Linked DNA regions of Homo sapiens: region 2 is linked to region 1. The links are chromatin loops, found by intact Hi-C in ENCODE. Cell type or tissue: tibial artery. All regions are shown on one strand. Links, peaks and the distances in the headings refer to the core of each region. The heading gives the core; the rest is flanking DNA. Region 1 overlaps PNPT1 (polyribonucleotide nucleotidyltransferase 1). Region 2 overlaps PPP4R3B-DT (PPP4R3B divergent transcript).

Region 1 (9,655 bases), core at 1,380-9,379:
CCATCGAAGCTCTTAGTAATATAACATTTTCAAATACCATGACATGACATAAATATTATGGATCAATTTTACTTCTTAGTGATAGATCCACCTTGATTTCTTTCCTCAGAATCAACATACTTCCAAAATGTAAGCAGCGGTAAATGAATAAAGACACCTTGATATCTGTATTTAGGTTTACATTCTCCTTAAGTTTAAGGAGGGATTTCCCATAAAAAATGAAACAGAAAAAAAAAAGAAATCATGCACATATTTTAAAAATAAGTTTTATTGAGCTATAAGTCACATAAAATAAAAATTAAATCTTTTAAAGTATACAAGTGCATTTGTTTTTAATACTTTTTTTTTTTTTTTGAGACAGAGTCTCACTCTGTTGACCACGCTGGAGTGCAGTGGCGCAATCTCGGCTCACTGCCAGCTCTGCCTCCCAGGTTCACACCATTGTCCTGCCTCAGCCTCCCGAGTAGCTGGGACTACAGGCGCCCGCCACCATGCCCAGCTAATTTTTTGTATTTTTAGTAGACATGGGGTTTCACTGTGTTAGCCAGGATGGTCTCAATCTCCTGACCTTGTGATCTGCCTGCCTCAGCCTCCCAAAGTGCTGGGATTAGACGTGAGCCACTGTGCCTGGCATCTTTTTATATTTTTAAAAGGCCATATGTATGTCCTTTTCTGTGAACTGTTTATATTATTTGCCAAAGTGACTTTAGGTGATCTGCCTGCCTTGGCCTTCCAAAGTGCTGGGGATTACAGGCGTGAGCCACTACATCCAGCTAATTTTTGTAGTTTTAGTAGGGACGGGGTTTTGCCATGTTGCCCAGGCTGCTCTCGAACTCCTGACCTCAGGTGATTAACCCGCCTCAGCCTCCTAAAGTGCTGGGATTACAGGCGTGAGCCACCGCTCCTGGCAATACATATTTTAAATAAAATGTAAAAATATGTAACACAATAGGAATCTAATAAATATTTCCTGTTTAACAATTAATTCTCACATTGTCTAATTCTTGCACAGATGGGGAAATCTCTGCAGTGATCCTGTTTCAAGTAAGCCAACTAAAGGACTGAATAATAGAATTTTTTCTATTGCATTAGAAATAGCTAAAGGAAGTTTTCTAAACAGAAATGAAAAAATAAGAGAAGACATCGTGGACTGTTAGAAAGGAAAGAAAATCAGTATGCAAACTAAGAATAAATATAGAGGCTGAGCGTGGTGGCTCACACCTGTAATCCCAGCACTTTGGGAGGCTAAAGTGGGCAGATCACCTGAAGTCAGAGTTCAAGACCAGCCTGGGCAACATAGCGAGGTCCTGTCTCTATAAAAAATGAAAGAATTAGCCAGGCATAGTGGCGTGCACCTGTAGTCCCAGCTACTCAGGAGGCTGAGGCATGAGAATCACTTGAACCCAGGAGGTGGAGGTTGCAGTGAGCTGAGATCACGCCACTGCACTCTAGCCTGGGCGACAGAATGAGGCTCCATCTCAAAAAAATAAATAAATAAATAGAGAAAAAGAGTAAATACAGAGCAATAAGCTTTTCTTTCCCTCTTGAGTTTTCTAAATTATGTTTGACAGTTGAAGCAAAAGCAAAAATTGTAACACTGCCTGATATGGTTCTAACTGTAGAAGAAAATGATAACAATTGCATTCCAAATGGGAGAGGGTAAAGGGAAATAAGGTTTCCATATTTTGCACCAGGCCTGAAGAAATTTCTTCTGATACCATGATACTGAGATGGCTATATTCTTTTTCTCATCTGTATTTCCAAGATATCCTCTCACTTTGACAGGATTAATCCGGAGATTTTTAAAAATTCATTTAATGGGTATAAATTATATCTCAATAAATTGCTTTTAAAAATAAAATATGTGGCCAGGTGTGATGGCTCATGCCTATTGTCCCAGTACTTTGGGAGGCCAAGGTGGGAGGATTATTTGAGGCCAGGAGTCTGGGACCAGGCTGAGCAACACAGCAAGGTCCTGTCCCTAAAAAGATAACAACTAGAAGATAAAAAACTCAGCTGCGGTGGTGTGCCTGTAATCCTAGCTATTCTAGAGGCTGAGGCAGGATGATCACTTGAGGCCAGCAGTTTCAGGCTAGGCTACAGTGAGCCATGATCACGCCACTATACTCATACTCTAGTCTGGACAATAGAGTTGAGGAGAGTTGAGAACCAGATTCAAAAAAAAAAAAAATATGGCTGGGCATGGGGCTCATGCTTGTAATTCCAGTGCTATGGGAGGCCAGGACAGGAGGATTGCTTGAGGCCAGGAGATTAGCCTGGGCAATATAATGAGATGCTATATCTAATAAAAATAATGGTAAAATTTAAAAAATAGAATATGACAAAGAAAAATGGATACCCCCCAAATAAACTTTGTTTTCACTCATTAAACTTTAATGCAATTCCTTTTAAAAAATACTTTCTAAGAAAATTTCTTTAGCCAGGTGTGGTGACATGTGCCTGGATTCCCAGCTACTCAGGAGGCTGAGGACATAGGATCGTTTGAACCCCACAGTTTGAGGCTGTAGTGATGTATAATCACACCATTGCATTCCAGCTTGGCAACAGAGTGAGACTGTCTTAAAAAAAGAAAGAAAGAAAGAAAGAACACTCCTTACAGTTGAGTCTACAGAGCTGTGCTGTCCAATATGGTAACTACTAGCCACATATGGCTACTTGCATTTAAATTATTTAAAATTAGACAAAATTAAAATTTTGGTTCCTCAGTTACTCTAGCCACATCTGAAGTGCTAAGTAGCCACATGATCAGATATAAAACATTCCCTTCACTGCAGAGTTCTACTGGACAACACTGCTATCGATGCTAAAAATTTAAACATAAAAGCTTGTCAAAATGATTGCTATAGGCCCAGCGTGGTGGCTCACGCTTGTAATCCCAGCACTTTGGGAAGCTGAGGCAGGTGGATCACCTGAGTTCAGGAGTTTGAGACCAGCCTGGCCAACATGTTGAAACCCCATCTCTACTAAAAATAAAAAATTAGCCAGGTGTGGTGGTGCACGCCTGTAGTCCCAGCTACTTGGGAGGCCGAGTCAAGAGAATCGCTTGAACCTGGAGATGGAGGTTGCAGTGAGCCGAGATTGCGCCACTGCACTCCAGCCTGGGCGACAGAGTAAGACTCCATCTCAACCAAAAAAAAAAAAAAAAAAAAAAGAAGATTGCTATAAACTGTCAACCATTTTAGCAGTTGAAGATGAAGGAGTTTTGAGATTAGCTGAAGCTATAAATTCTAGACCCAAAATATCTTCTAAAAACATGTTACTGGTATACTTTTTCCTGACCGATATCTTCTCACACACAGAAATATTAGTGATATTAAATATACCAGTTGAAAACAAACATCTAAATGGTACGGTTCAGAATGTTGGTGTTGAAGTAACCCAGCAGCTGACAGCATGGAGTAACTATTCTTGCCGTGTAAGATTATACTCTAAAGATCTGGATGACTGCCCGGGAGTGGTGGCCCATGCCTGCAATCCCGGCACTTCGGGAGGCTGAGGCAGGTGGATCACCTGAGGTCAGGAGTTTGAGACCAGCCTGACAAACATGGTGAAACCCTGTCTCTACTAAAAACACAAAAATTAGCCAGGTGTGGTGGTGCACGCCTGTAATCCCAGCTACTCAGGAGGCTGAGTCAAGAGAATCACTTGAACCTGGGAGGCGGAAGTTGCACTGAGCCAAGATCATGCCACTGTACTCCAGCCTCGGCAACAGAGAGAGACCTGGTCTCCAAAAAAAAAAAAAAAGATTTGGATGACTAAATGACTAAATATTTTAATAATGAAATAGTAGCAATTACTTTTTTGTATTTTTGTATCACAGAAGTTCCATGATGGTGGTATTTCACTTGGACCCGATGTTAACTTTAACAGGTAAACAAGGGGTTAAAATGCATATTTGATGCATCTTTATGAAAGCAGAGAGAGCTGGCTGAATAGCTGCATGGAAATAGTGATGCAAAAGTCATAAAATGGAGGCTGGTAATTCCTAAAAACCATCCCCTTACAGGTTGGTTCTGAATCACTCTCAGCCTCCCTCTACCCAAGACTACTCTCTGAAATTTATGCGCTCTAGAGTCTCATTCTTCCCTCCTGTGAGCAACAGGTGAGAAGAGCCAGCTGGAAGTTGGCCTGTGGGGTTTCTGTGGCATGCCACATGTGCAGCAAAGATTCCTTGGTTCTGCTGGGTGCAGTGGCTCACGCCTATAATCCCAGCACTTTTGGTGGCCGAAGCGGGCAGATCACTTGAGGCCAGGAATTAGAGACCAGCCTAGCCAACATGGCAAAACCCCATCTCTACTAAAAATACAAAAATTAGCTGGGCATGGCGGTGCACGCCTATAATCCCAGCTACTTGGGAGACTGAGGCAGGAGAATCACTTGAACCTGGGAGGCGGAGGTTGCAGTGAGCTGAGATCGCACTGCTGCACTCCTCCACCCTGGGCAACAGAGCGAGACTATGTCTCAAAAAAAAAAAAAAAAAAAAAAAAAAGATTATTAGTTCATTCCTCTAATGTCTACTTAACAATTAGAAGGGTTCAAACTCTAAGGTAGATAGTGGCTATATGACCAATTAGCAGCAGGTTTACTTCTGTGTCTTTTTTGTTTGTTTGCTTGTTTGTTTTTTGAGACAGAGTCTCGCTCTGTTGCCCAGGCTGGAGTGCAGTGGTGTGATCTCGGCTCACTGCAAGCTCTGCCTCCCGGGTTCACGCCATTCTCCTGCCTCAGCCTCCCAGTAGCTGGGACTACAGGCGCCCGCCAACACGCCCGGCTAATTTTTTTTTGTATTTTTAGTAGAGACAGGGTTTCACTGTGTTAGCCAGGATGGTCTCGATCTCCTGACCTCGTGATCTGCCTGCCTCGGCCTCCCAAAGTGCTGGGATTACAGGCGTGAGCCACTATGCCCGGCCATTTCTGTGTCTTAATGATAATAGCAGGTATTAACTGTATGCTTATTAGGTAACATGCTGGGCACTTTGCAAATCTTGACTCTTATCTTCATAACTACCCTGTAAAGTAATGAGACTAGTTTACTAACAGCGAATAAACAAACGCTGTAACTTTCAGCAAAAATTCCAATGCAGATGAACAGGAAACCAATACTTTGCTCAAGGCTCCGAGATGCTCAAACATGAGGTAGACATCATCTATTATTCATGGCTTCCCCATTCTTTGGAATATCCTCTCTACATTTTGATAGTTACTCACAGTACGAATCCCACCTTCTGCAGGCAGAATACAAAAATCATTTCCTTGCCTCACTTGCAGTCGAGGCTATAGTCATGTGCCACAGTTCTGCTCAATGAGGTGTAAATAGAAACTACTGTGTGGGGATTTCTGGGAAAGGTGCTTAAAACGCAGGTTGACTTACTCAACTGCCACACACCTTTTTGCTGTTCCCTTCTTTTTTCTTCCTCCTGCCTGTAAGTCAGATAAGTTGGCCAGAGCTCTTCATGCCAGTTCATAAGCATGAAGACGAGGCCACATCTTGAGGATAGCAGAGGAGAAAGCTAAAAGGAATCTAGATTTCTTAAGATGTCATGTAACCACTATCACTGTCCTAGATTTACCACCTCTGAATTTCTTTTACCTGAGAGAAAAATAAAGTTTCCATCTTGTTTAAGTCTTGTTTATTTGGTTCGACAACACAACCCCCAACTAATATGTGGGGATTTTTCTAACTTATAGAACCTAATTTTAACTTCATCACTGGCTAACAAACCAGAAGAAGCTGGAAATGAGATGTTTCACATATTACTTGTACAAAAAAGCAGTAAAAGTTGAATAGTTTGTTTCATCAAAATGTTCCCACATCAGAAGACCCTATGTCAAAAAGTCACACACATCAAACATCACATAGTAGAATAAACCAACAATAAAAGCCCTTAAATAATCTGTCCAAGATCACATGATTATAGTGGCAGAGACAGGTTTCAAATCCAGGTCATTCTGACTGCTAAAGCCCATTTTCCTTCCACAGAACAAGGACCTGATTTTCGTTCATGCAAGTATGACATTTCTGTCACAAGGAGTAAGTGAAAATGGCCCATGGTCAATGCATTTCTTCTATTTTATTACCAGTTTTCCACCTAGTAGAAATGGGTCACTTCTCAAGAGGATACCAAGCAGACTTAGAATGAAATAGCTAAATTATAATGTTTAAACTAATAAAATGGTTACTACCAGACTTAGAACTTCTATTTTTAAAATAAGTTATTTAGACTAATAACTTATTAGTCTAAACATAATTATTGAAATTATTTTTAGACTAAAAATTAGTCATAATTTTAATAATTAAAATTTAGTCTAAAAATAATTACTGAAATGATCTTGGTAAATATTTTTGTATATTCTAAATAAAATTGAATAAAATCCTGTAATTTTAGGAATCATTTGATATGAAGCAAGAGCACAAAAATAGGACAGAGATAAAACATGACAAAAATTTTTATGGCTACCGACAAAACATACACACAGAGTTTAAATTCAGTTTAAGAAGCCAGAACTTGTAAGTAAAATCCAGAACAAATGTGGTATTTAAAACAACTTACCAATCTGACTTTTAGGTGCTCCAGCAACCACTAAATTTAAAGTACTAGAAGACATTTCTTTTCTTGTTGGGTTAACAACATATTCTCCATCAATTATTCCTATTCGTACTGCCCCTAAAATGTATTAGAATATTGGCAACTGTTTAATGGAAATACCCAGTTTTCAAGACATTATTCCAGTCATGGCTTCAACCCCATCTTTGATTGTGACCACAGAATAAAATCCATGTTTCTACACGGTATTTAAGACCCACAGAACATCCTACCCCACCCTACCTTCTGTCCTCACTGGATCACTCTGAATTGCTGAAATATACCACTTCTTCCACACCTCTGGGATTATGCTCATGTTTGTCCCCTGGTCTAGCCAGTCAGTATTCTCTCTAACGCAAATGCTTAACACTAGATCCTACTAAGGTTCAGCTTACACAAATGACTACTCTGAGGAGCCCTCCTTGACAACCTGACCACACAAAATCAAATCTGCTCTTCTCTATCATATTCTTAGCACTTTGACTATGTCTTTATAATAACACTGATCATAAGTAATTATCTGTCTCCTTTATGCAGAGATCAAGAACTGCATCTTTCATTGTTGTATTGCTAGGGCCTGCTCTGCCTAGGACACTTGATAATTATTTACTCACTGAGCCATTTTTATATTGCATGATTATGAACTTATAACAGCCGTAAGTTACATTAATTTCATCCTGAAGGAGTATATACTCTGATAATTTCCCAGTTAAAAAAAAAAAAAAAAAAGAAGTCCTCTAACAGAAAGAGACAATTATGAAGTCAAAATATCTAGGGACATAAAATCTGTAATACCGTAACATATGCTATTAGAAACAGAACCCAAGACAAGGATGAAAATGTCTGAAAGACCTGAAAGGAGACTTAGAACGTCATCTAGTTCAATTCATGAAGAGGTAATAAATCAGAGCCATATGCCATTGCTGTAACATGGTCACTACTACTTACTGAAAAAAAAAATACACATATGATTTCTTACTTTTAAATCCTAACTTACCAACAGGTCCATTCCAAGGAATATCTGATAATGAGAGGGCTACGGAAGCTTAAAAAAGGAGAAAAATCAGGGCCGAAATTAAAATTTCATTGCTTTAAAAAAATTTTTAATCTGATAATTTTAATCTCTACTTTTATACTTACCGCCATTAATTGCTAGGACATCAGGCTCATTTACACCATCTACTGCTAACAGATTACACAGAACCTGGTAAAAGGGAAAAAATTTGATTTGGAAGGGTTATCATTTAGGTTAACATCCTGACCTAAAATACAAGAGCACTATATGGCTAAAAGCAGGGGCTTTGTAGCCAAACCTCTTAATTTTGGCTGTCATTAAACGAAATGCTTGACATTGGATAAATTACTTAAATTAAACCTCAAAAGCTTCCTCATCTTTAAAAGGGAAAAACAGGCCAGGCGTGGTGGCTCACGCCTGTAATCTCAGCACTTTGGGAGGCTGAGGAGGGCGGATCACCTGAGGTCAAGAGTTTGAGACTAGTCTGACCAACATGGTGAAACTCTGTCGCTACTAAAAAGACAAAAATTAGCCGGGTGTAGTGGCCGGTGCCTGTAGTCCCAACTAATCAGGAGGCTGAGGCAGAAGAATCTCTTCAACCCAGGAGGCAGAGGTTGCAGTGAGCTGAGATCACGCCATTGCACTCCAGCCTGGGTGCCAGAGTGAGAATCTGTCTCTAAATAAATAAATAAACGGGAAAAATAATGGCCTCTTCCCAAAGGGTTCCTATGAGAATCAGATAAATACGGTAGGTAAAGCACTTATCACAGTCCTCGCATGTTGCAAGTATTCAGTAAATGTTAGCTATTTCTATCATATAAAAATATTTTCTAGGCCAGGCATGGTGGCTCACGCCTGTAATCTCAACATTTTGGGAGGCCGAGGCAGGTGGATCACTTGAGGTCGGGAGTTCAAGACCAGCCTGGCCAACATGGCAAAACCCTGTCTCTACTAAAAATACAAAAATTAGCCGTGCGTGGTAGTGCACGCCTATAATCCCAGCTACTAGGGAGGCTGAGGCAGGAGAATCACTTGAACCCGGAGGCAGAGGTTTCAGTGAGCTGAGATCGCGCCATTGGTCTCCAGCCTGGGCAACAAGAGTGAAACTCCATTTCAAAAAAAAAAAAAAAGGCTGGGCGCGGTGGCTCACGCCTGTAATCCCAGCATGTTGGGAGGCTGAGGCGGGCAGATCACGGGGTCAGGAGATCAAGACCATCCTGCCTAACACGGTGAAACCCCGTCTCTACTAAAAAAATACAAAAAATTAGCCAGGCATGTTGGCAGGTGCCTGTAGTCCCAGCTACTCAGGTGGCTGAGGCAGGATAATGGTGTGAACCTGGGAGGCGGAGCTTGCAGTGAGCCGAGATCGCGCCACTGTACTCCAGCCTGGTCGACAGAGCGAGATTCCATCTCAAAAAACAAACAAACAAACCAATAAAAAATTTCTGTTGGCCAGGTGCAGTGGCTCAGGCCTATACCAGCACTTTGAGAGGCTGAGGCAGCGGATCACTTGAGGTCACGAGTTCAAGACCAGTCTGGCCAACATGGCAAAACCCCATCTCTATTAAAAACAGAAAAAAATTAGCCAGGTGTGGTGGCAGACACCTGTAATCCCAGCTACTCAGGAGGCTGAGGCAGGGAGAATGGTTTGAACCTGGGAGGCAGAGATTGCAGTGAGCCGAGATTGCGCCATTGCACTCCAGCCTGGGTGACAGAGGGAGACTCTGTCTCAAAAAAAAAAAATTTCTGTTTATAAGCATAGATGAAACAAACTTTATACTGCAATAACGTGCCCATGTCATGCACTTAAAAAAGTTCTTTTTATAAGCATAGATTAAACAAACTTTATACTGCAATAATGTGCCTATGTCATGCACTTCAGAAAAAAACTTCAGTGACCGGGTGTGGTGGCTCATGTCTGTAATACCAGCAGTTTGGGAGGCTGAGGCAGGAGGATCGCTTGAGAGCAGGAGTTCAAGACCAGCCTGGCTTACATAGTGAAACCCCCTCTCTACAAAAAACAAAAAAACTTAGCTGG
Region 2 (10,712 bases), core at 1,191-9,190, 53 kb before region 1:
GTTTAGGTACACTCTATGATGTTCACACAACAAAAAATCACCTGATGATGCATTTTTCAGAAAGCATCCCCATTGTTAAGGGACACATGACTGTAATGGAATACTATTCTTTTCCTTCCTTTTTATTTTTTGTGGAGACAGGGTCTCTACATGTTGGTGCCCAGGCTGGTCTCACACTCCTGAGCTTAAGGGATCTGCCTGCTTTGACCTCCCAAAGTGCTGGGATTACAAGTGTGAGCCACCATATCTGAACCCCTGTCCCCCACTTTTTTTTTCTTTCTTTTTTTCCATACACAGTCCAGGCTGGAGTGCAGAGGTGTCATCTCGGCTCACTGCAACCTCCGTCTCCCGGATTCTAACGATTCTCCTGCCTCATCCTCCTGAGTAGCTGGGATTATAGGTGTCCGCCACCACGCCCAGCTAATTTTTGTATTTTTAGTAGAGATGGGGTTTCACCATGTTGGTGAGGCTGGTCTCAAACTCTTGACCTCATGTGATCCACCTGCCTCAGCCTCCCAAAATACTGGGATTACAGGGGTGAGCCACCGTGCCCAGGACAGCCTTTTTTGGGTCAGTGTGTATATAGAGCTAACTCATTCTACTTAATGGCTACATAGTATCCCACTGTGATAGCCGCAAAAGGCAGACAAATCCTAGGCAGACAGGGGCAGGTCCCTGGTGAAACCCTTCAAGCTGAGGACAGTTTAAAGGCTAGCCACAAGACCAGGATAAATCCACAGACCAGATTGAGAACCTCTCTTCCCATTTGGCGTGCTTTCTTCTGATTGATCCCCACCCTTCACCTATTTTACACATATCCTTTCCTAATTGTTTTTTTACACTGTTGTACCTACCTTTGAGTGGTGCTGTTGTTTTAGCCTTTTTTGCATACTCACAAACCAATCAGCATGCACGCCTTCATTCTGAGCCCATAAAAGCTGTGGACTCAGCCGCACTGAGAGAGAGACCACCTGACTTTGAGTGAGGGACCACCCTTGCATCCTCTCTCTCCTGAGAGCTGTTTCATAGTTCAAATAAAACTCTTCTCCACCCTCCTCACCCTTTGATTGTCAGCGTAACCTCATTCTTGGACGCTGAAGAAAAATTCGGGACCCACCAAACGCAGATACAAAGAAGGCTGTACACACTGTGGCCCTTTGCCCTCTGCTGGTGGAGGGCAACCGTCCCACACAACGCGATGGGAAGCAGCAGTGGGGCAGAGCCAGTCCTGAAGCCACGGGCCTGAGTGGGGCAATGGGACTGATAGAGCTGTTAACATGCCACTGTCCGTTGGCCTGCAGACGGCAGAACTAAAAGAGTGCTTAGCATACTGTAACACCTCTGGGGCTTCAGGGTCATGAGCACCCCTGTTTGGGTGCCACCACATTTCCCTCAATGTGACACACCTGGTCCAGCCACAAGCCCCGCACAGAGCCCACTCCTGCCCTGTACTCGTTCACTCACACACCCCCTCCTGCCAGGGGCTGAGGCCATGGTGGCTGCAGGATTCGTGCCTGAGCACAAGCCAGACACATCCTGGTGGGCCGAGTAGTTGGGGTGTTGCTGGCCGGAGGTCTCCAGCTGTCAAAGTGGCCAAGAAAAATCCTGCATCAACTGTACAAATGTACCCTAATTTATTTAACTCATTTATTGTATATTTGTGTCATTTCCAATGGTTCGTAATTTCAAACATATGATTGTGCAAAAGTTGTTTTATGTGTGCCAATATCTTTGTAGGTTAATTTCCTAGAGCAAAGTTTTTCAACCTAAGCACCACTGACATCTGGGGCTGGATAATTTGTTGTGAGGGGCTGTCATGTGCGTTATACGATGTATCCTATCCACCCCTATATGTTATGAAAAATATTTCAGTGGCCAGAATCCTTTCAATGACTTAAAAAGCCCTTTTCATCCTGCTTCTGCCTACCTCTCCAGCTGCATCTTAGTACCCGCACACTCTTTTTTCATACTCATGCCCCTGCTTGCTGTCTTTGCACAGGTATTCTCTTTGTCTGGAGCTTTCTTCCTCACCAATCATCTCCTAATAACTCCCATTTTATCTTTTAAATGTTGCCACTATTATCACTTCCTTGGAGGAGCCTTCTTGGACTGCCTATTTCAAATCCCCTGGGTTTTTTTTTTTTCTTTGACAAAAGCCACATTCGAACAAATCCCCCTTGGAATGTTACAATTACCAAAAAATCCAATTTAAACTAGTTTAAATGATAAGAGAATTTATTGGCTCACATAAATGAGAAGTCTGAAGATAAGGTGAACCTCAGGTTGATTTGAGTGACTTAACAGTATCAGCAGGAACTTGATTTCCTTCTACCTCTCAATTTTCTTTCTGATGTCAGATTCATCCTAAGGCTTACTCCTTTTGTATCATAAAATGGTGGCCAGGATCTCCCAAGGTTATGTAGTTCTTTGTCCATATCAAAAGAGAGTTTCTTTCACATATTTCACAGTTTCAATGTGATTAAATTAATTTAGGTCACATGTCCGCCCCTAAACCTAGAGTTTTGTGGTCTAGAGAATGTCAAGCACTGATTGGCCAGGGCAAATCAAGGCCTATCCTTGGAACTGGAAGTTACGTTAATCCCACCTAAATCCCATGAATGTTACTCTATGAGGTATCGGTAAAATCGATGCTAGGAATACAATCAGAATCCATTATATCCTATTACACGCTTATAGCACCATGCACCCCTCCATTGTAGCACCTGTCATACTTGTAGCTTTATATTTATTTGTATGATTTCTGATTAATAACTGTCTTCTCATCCAGATGAAAAACCTCTATTAGTCCAGGGAACTGCATTTTTTCTCACCATTGTATCTCTAGTCTAGCACAGGGTGTCAAACATAGCAGGTTCTCAATAACTATTGAAAGAATGAAACTTCCCTTAGAAGTTTACTACTCAATTTGACATTCCCTTTAGCAGGCAATTTAATAGCTACCATATCAGACTTATATTACATATTTGAAAGTCCCAGACTGAGATCTCTAATTTCTATCTCCAGGCAGTCAGTTCTTGACACACCACTGAGTAAGATTCATGGAATAAATCTGACCATATTATATTCCCTTGACATCTTTCAAGTTCCTGATTTCTTTTAGGATAAAGTTCTTTATGATGCCATTCAAAGCTCTTCATGGTTTGGCCCCTATCTGGCTTTCTATTCTCAAGAGCAAAACTATAGACTTCTGGCCTTCTTCAGGGTGATCTTTCTCTTTCAATCATAGTCCCTCCCCAACCACTCACCAAATATCAGTTTTTAGAAGTCTTGTCTCTTGCAGGGAGTAGAGAGGGGGCAGTAATAGTTTATTCAGGGATTCCCCCATATCTTTCCTGGGTAAAGGTATTCTAGAAGGAGGCAGAGGAAGGAGGCTAGAGGTCCCACTGTTTGGCATTCAGGCTTTCACTTAATGCTCACTTTAGCCCTGCTTCACAGTCCCCTACTACCTACTGTGACTAATATTCTCAAGTCAAGAGTCTCTCCCATTCTAGAAAATAAATCAGGCTCCTGGGATGTGGTGATGGTGTTATAGGGGCATGTGTGGGTATGAGTGTGTGTGTATGTGTGTATGTGTGTGGGGTGGCAGTCCTTTGGTTATATGGGATTGGGGAATAGACCCAGGAATGTAGGTGTTCTTTATATAGGCTTTCACCCTTCCCTAAAATTTTCTGCCCTGATCCTTTCTAATTTTTTTGTGGAAAGAATTAGCTCTTTTAATTTATTTATTTTATTTTATTTTATTTCATTTTATTTTATTTTTTTGAGATGGAATCTTGCTCTGTTGCCCAGGCTGGAGTGCAGTGGTGTGATCTTGGCTCACTGTAACCTCTGCCTCCCAGGTTCAAGCGATTCTCCTGTCTCAGCCTACTGACTAGCTGGGACTACAGGCATGTACCACCATGCCAGGTTAATTTTTTGTATTTTTAGTAGAGACGGGCTTTCACCATGTTAGCCAGGATGGTCTCCATCTCCTGACCTCGTGATCTGCCTGCCTCAGCCTCCCAAAGTGCTGGGATTACAGACGTGAGCGACTGCGCCCGGCATCTTTTTATATTTTTAAAAGGTCACATGTATGTCCTTTCCTGTGAACTGTTTATATTCTTTGCCAAAGTGCTGGGATTACAGACATGAGCCACTGCACCTGGCCTTACCTCTTCTTTTTTTCTTTAATCACCTGTGGAGGCTTTTAGATTGTGCCTTTTGCTGTCAAGTCTACTACTACTCTTCCATCGGCTTGTCATACAACCATTTGTTGAAATTTCTTTTGTATTTTGTTTGCCTTTTGGGCTCTACACTTTTTAAAAATTTATTTAGCTGTCAAAGAGATGACATACTGTGTATGGTTAATTTTCCATGTATTCTGGAGTTCTAATATATTTTCATGGTTTTTAAATGTTTAGTTCTTTAATCAAGTTGGAATTTTTAAAATATATATGAAGTAGGATGCTAATTTAAAACTTTTCCTCCAAATGGATATCCATCCAGTTGTCTCAACATCATGTATAGAAAAAACAAATTGAAAATGCTATCTTATCATATTATTTACTAAATTTACATGCATATACATATACATACATAACATATATCTGAGTTTGAGTCTGAATTCACTACTGTTTCAATTGCTGTAGTTGGTCAATTCTAGTATGACAGAGTTTTAATTGCTACAGTTTTGGAATGATTATGGGGTTACTTTTGAGACAGGGTCTGGCTATCTTGCCCAGACTGGTCTCAAACTTACCGGCTCAAGCAATCCTCCCATCTCAGCCTCTTAAAGTGTTGGGATTATAGGTATGAACCACTGCACCTGGCCCTGGATTGCATTTTGACTGTGGCCATAGAAGTTTCCACTCAGATCTTCAAGAGAACCTACTCTGGGGACTACAAGTGACTGACAGCCAGCTGCCACCCCTTTGGAACTACCATGCATTCATGTCAATGCCACATATCTCTGGAGTCGCCCCCAGCTAGTGGCTGAGCACAGCAGGAGTACTAAACTTGTTCTTTCTTGCCCAGTGCAGAACTCCTCTAACGGGCAACTTTGGCTTGGGGAACTTCTCATCAGCCTGGATGAGACTATCTTAGAACTACAGTGTAGTCGAGGCTCTTTCTACCCAATATTTCCTTCTCTTCTTTTTACAGAAGTCAGACCTGCACCACAGTCTGAAGTCTCTCTGCCAATTCCTGAGCCTTCCCACTTTATCCTTCACAAACATTTCCCCCAATAAATATCTTGCATGTCTAATCCCTTCTTGGCATCTGCTTCTCTGAGGACCAGAACAGACAGGTGGTTTACCAAGTGGTGCAAGAAAACAGATAGTAAGATGGGTTTTGGGCAATGGCTTACTTGGTCCCTGGCACAAAGCAGCCATCTGAGTCCTGATTTAGCCAGCAGTGACCTAGGAAAACATCCCAGAGAAGGGAAATCCTCTTGCTCGTGCAATTTAGGCATTTAAAAGATATGGGGAATACGATGCCTACAAAGAAAGCAGAGCTGGCCAACTGTTACTAAGACAAGTAATGCCTTGCAGATGGATAATGAGAAACCGAGAGCACTTAAACAGTTAAAGGCTAAGTGTGGGAGCCGGGGGCTTCTCTGGAGCTTAACAAACTTTTATTTCCTGCAGTGGAAGAGCAGAAATGGGATTGGATGGTCACAGAGCTCTAAAGATATTTGAATGCTCAGCCTAGGGAGATCCAGTATGTAGTCAGGGCGCTGGTTGGGGAAACCAGCCTGAAGCTTTGAAACATGGAATGGGTGCCCCTGAGGATTTTGGCTCTGTAGATACCTCTGGACACTCAAGAGCTTACAGAACTGGCTCATACTTCCTAGTAAGAGCAAGCACTTCCCTCATTACAGAAAGACCTCTTCCATAATTGTTCTCAGTTTTTCTCCTGGCTGCCAAGCCATGGTAACTGGAGTTAACATCTCAGCATAATCTGCCTAGGAACTGCTGGCCCTGATAAGAAAGGAAAGATTACACACCGAAGGAATTGAAATAAGTTACCATGACTATCAGGAGCCAGAGAAGTATACTTAGGATTGGATTTTAAGGGTGTTCAATTAAGGGGGCTGGAATTTAAGACAACATAAGCAAGACTTCATGGACTTGGGGTACTTTTTTGGGACAGATTTAACCTCAGCAAGTAGTCCCGAGGTTAGCTTTTCAAAGCCTGGAAAAGGTGATGGCTTTGAAAAAGTGGAAATGAATTCACACCATGGCAGCTTTTAACTTGAGGAGAAGATAGCTATTTATTTTGGCATATTTATGTGGTTACTGCTCACTTACTAGTCCCAATTGTTTTGTAACCACTTTTTATTTATTTTTTGAGATAGTCTCATTCTGTTTTCTAGACTGGAGTACAGTGGTGCAATCTTGGCTCATTGCAACCTCTACCTCTTGGGCTTAAGCCATCCTCCCACCTCAGCCTCCTAATTTTTGCATTTTTTGCAGAGATGGGGTTTCCCCATGTCACCCAGGCTGGTCTTGAACTCCTGGACTCAAGTCATCTGCCCATTTTGGCCTCCCAAAGTGCTGGGATTACAGGCGTGAGCCACCACATCGGGACTGTTTTTTTTGTTTTTTGAGATGGAGTCTTGCTCTTGTTGCCAAGGCTGGAGTACAATAGCACCATCTCAGCTTACTCCAACCTCCACCTCCCGGGTTCAAGCAATTCTCCTGCCTCAGCCTCCCGAGTAGCTGGGATTACAGGCACCTGCCACTACACTTGGCTAATTTTTATATTTTTAGCAGAGACGGGTTTTCGCCATGTTGGCCAGGCTGGTCTCAAACTCCTGACTTTGTGATCCGCCCACCTCGGCCACCCAAAGTGCTGGGATTACAGGTTTTAGCCACCATGCCCGGCCACCTGGCCTGTTTTATACCAATTTAAAGTGTTTTTTTAGGCTTCACATGGTGGTTCATGCCTGTAATCCCAGCACTCTGGAAGGCCAAGGTGGGAGGATCGCTTGAGCCCAGGAGTTTGAGATCAGCACCTGGGCAACAGAGCGAGACCTCACCTCTACTAAAAATTAAAAAAAAAAAAAAAATTAACCAGGCATGGTAGTCCATACCTGTAGTACCAGCTACTTGGGAGGCTGAGGCAGGAGGATCCCTTGAGCCTAGGAGTTCAAGGTTGCAGTAAGCTATGATTATGTCACTGCACTCCAGCCTGAGTGACAGTAAGACCCTGTCTAAAAAATAAATAGTGGTTTTTAGATGATCATCTGCAAATATTTTTGTTCTTTCCCTGTATCCCTTTTTAATCTCATCACATTGATTAGGACATCCAGAACACTGGTGATTCTTGTTTTGTTCCTGACTTTAATGGCCATGTTTCCAGTGTTGTATACATGTTCCTAATTTTTGATACATACCACTTGTGACGTTAAGGACATTTCCTGATATTCTAAACTCTCTAGGAAATGGATATTGAATTATTAAAAAAAAAAGTCTCTTTTTAGCCTGGGCAACATAGTGAGACCCAGTCTCTAAAAGAACAACAACAGCAAAAAATTTGCTGGCATGCTGGTGCATGCTGGCAGTCCCAGCACCTCAGCAGGCTGAGGCAGGAGGATCACTTCAGCCCAGGAGTTTGAGGCTACAGTGAACTATGATCCTGCCACTGCACTCCAGCCTGGGCAACAGAGCAAGACCCTGTCTCCAAAAAAAAAAAAAAAAAAAAAAGAAAAACAGGACCATTTTTTGCATCTGGTGACCATATGGTTTTCTCTTAATATTATGACAATTTATAACTGTTCTCATAAATGATAATGATCTATAAATTTTTATGTTTGCTTTTTTTTAATCATCTCTTCTAGGTTATGAGTCCTAGGCAATTGCATTAAATTTTATAACCATAGTATTAAAAAAACTATTTATAGTCAACAACTCAAGTTTGGTTTTCATGAAACACTGGGTATTTTTCAATGCTTCCCATCCCATGCAGGATAAAGTCAGAGTACTAAATCTCATATTCTAAACTCCCACACAATCTGACGTCTATTTACTGGCTTCTTCATCCATTAATAAAACTGTTCCTTCTCCACAAAGTGCCTTTCCCTTTATAATCGTCCTTTAAAGCCCAGCTCAAATACTAACTCTCTATATTGAAATCCAGTTCAAATTCCACTTCTTAGAAACCTTCATTTTTCCTTCTAGTTTACCTCTTCTCTTTTTATAGCATGACTTTTTAAAAACTTTCATTATAGTGCTCACCAACCTGCCTTTCATTAATTAGTAACTCTGTATTAGACTATATTTAAGTCCCTGAAGGAAACAAACTATTCCATAGCAGAGTACTGTGCTCCTAATAGGTAGTTTTAAAGTTTTTATTACATTAAAATTAATTTTGTAAATTTCTGTTATATTGAAGCCTCTTGCAATGATCTGAGATATGCTTTAGATGGCAAAACTGAGGTTGCTTTAAATATTACCTTTACAAAAGTCACTTATTACCAAATTGCCTTTTAGACCATTTTACCTGTCTGTTGGTTGATGACTTCATACTCATATTTAATGAGTCAGACATCTCTCTCTTTTTTGAGACACAGTCTGGCTCTGTTGCCCAGGCTGGAGTACAGTGGGACAATCATAGCTCACTGCAGCCTTGAATTACCGGGCCCAAGTGATCCTCCTACCTGAGCCCTCAGCCTCCCAAGTAGCTGAGATTACAGGTGCGCACCACCATGCCAGGCTAATTTTTTTATTTTCTGTAGAACAAGGTGTGACCATTTGGCCCAAGCTGGTACTGAACTCCTGGGCTCATGTGATCCACCCACCTTGGCCTCTCAAAGTGCTGGGATTACAAGCCACCACACCCAGGCCATCTTTAAACTATTTAAAACTATTTAAACTCTTTAAAACTATTTTGTCCATTGGCCAGGTATGGTGGCTGACGCCTGTAATCCCAGCACTTTGGAGGCTGAGGCGGGCAGATCACAAGGTCAACAGATTGAGACCATCCTGGCCAACATGGTGAAACCCCGTCTCTACTAAAAATACAAAAATTAGCTGGGAATGGTGGCGTGCAGCTGTAATCCCAGCTACTCGGGAGGCTGAGGCAGGAGAATCGCTTGAACCTGGGAGGCGGAGGTTGCAGTGAGCCGAGATCACACCACTGCACTCCAGCCTGGCAACAGAGCGAGACTCCATCTCAAAAACAAAAACAACCCTATTTTGTCCCTTTTAGTTTCTATTTATGTAACAGATCCTATTGTCCTCACAATCCTCAGCCTGAAATCCTTAGTCATAACTGCCGCTCTCTTCCCTCCACTTGCCACTCACTCCCCATTTTATCTGGGTTAAGTCCATCCATTATCCCTTATATTTGCTCTGCAACATCTTGGTATGTGCCCAGCCCACTTTTTCTGAATACACTCTCTTCTCAGAAGTGAGCTCTTGGTAATTTTCTGACCAGTTGCTTATACCAGGTTTAGGGTTACCAGATTTAGCAAATAAAAATATAGACAATTGTCTGACCAGTTGCTTATATCTGGCTTATGGGTACCAGACTTAGCAAATAAAAATATAGGACATTCAGTTAAATTATTTGAACTTCAGATAAACAAGGAATAATCTTTTAGTGTTACATGGGACCTACACTGAACATCTGTTTATCTGTAATTCCAATTTAATTTGGCATCATTATTTTATCTGGCAATCTCAGTCAGGTTTAACACCTTTCCCAAGCTGAGCTTGTCATTTCCTCCAAAAGAACACAAACCTATAAAGGACAGGTAACGTCCTGTGGGACAGCCATCCTTTGCCCTATGCTGAGAAAACAGGTTTGCAGAGAATAAAAACGAACAAATAAATAAACATTTAAAAAAGCAGTTGTGTGGAAAGAAGCACAAAAGAGAGGCCATGAGACTCCATAATTAAGCAGAGATGAACTGCCCTAGTTCTTAATGGCTTGTTAGTCCTCATTCCAGTCTTCCACAGGGTGTGACTTGGCTTCCATAAAATAAACTCACGGTCCCATGATCATTTTCCCTCTTTGCTTTAGCAAGAATCTTTAACTAAAACAACTCTCTTTTCATTTCCACTGTCTACCACTCTAGTCTCAACTCTCATGAGTCTGGAATTTTGCAAAAGCCTGATAAACTTGTCACATGATTCCAGTGTCTACCCATTCCTTGTAAGTAACCAAGATATTCTTGCCTGATTAAATGCTTTGAAAATATCATCTTAGGCCAGGCGCAGTGGCTCACACCTGTAAGCCCAACACTTTGGGAGGCTGAGGTGGGCGGATCACTTGATGTCATGAGTTCGAGACCAGCCTGGCCAATATGGTGTAACCCCGTCTCTACTAAAAATACAAAACTTAGCTGGGTGTAGTGGCGGGCGCCTGTAGTCCCAGCTACTCGGGAGGCTGAGGCAGGAGAATAGCTTGGACCCGGGAGGTGGAGGTTGCAGGGAGGTGGAGGTTGCAGGGAGGTGGAGGTTGCAGTGAGCTGAGATCACGCCACTGTGCTACAGCCTGGGCGACACAGTGAGACTCCGTCTCAAAAAAAGAAAAAAAAAAAAATATCATATTGTATTGGCCATCCCTTGTTTCATATTCGTTAATAAACTTTGCTACTTTGCTTTCTAATTTCGGTGAAGAACAAGCACAAGATTAAGGAGTAAGACTATGTGAAACTGGGTTATAAATTGAAAGGCTGTTGGCTGTTGTATCTTGTAAACAATTCA

What was found. Peaks named below come from ENCODE experiments on the same cell type or tissue, not always from the same donor. Only the 100,000 strongest peaks of a DNase experiment are listed, where the experiment ranks them.
Region 2: it touches region 1 in a loop (10-fold over the local background); 2 of 110 quality-filtered maps call a loop at or near these places.

The regions. Positions count from the first base shown.
Region 1 is chr2:55,673,113-55,682,767 of GRCh38, forward strand. It overlaps PNPT1 (polyribonucleotide nucleotidyltransferase 1), which reads right to left. Exons shown (of 28, transcript NM_033109.5): 6 at 7,743-7,806; 7 at 7,600-7,647; 8 at 6,570-6,683. Among named protein-coding and RNA genes, the nearest start is that of PNPT1, 16 kb to the right of the region's middle. In tibial artery, for the core only: no CTCF peak of the experiment used is centred there; no DNase peak of the experiment used is centred there.
Region 2 is chr2:55,620,561-55,631,272 of GRCh38, forward strand. It overlaps PPP4R3B-DT (PPP4R3B divergent transcript), which reads left to right. Exons shown (of 3, transcript NR_186624.1): 2 at 10,082-10,158. Among named protein-coding and RNA genes, the nearest start is that of PPP4R3B-DT, 8.0 kb to the left of the region's middle. In tibial artery, for the core only: no CTCF peak of the experiment used is centred there; a DNase peak (open chromatin) is centred at 4,961.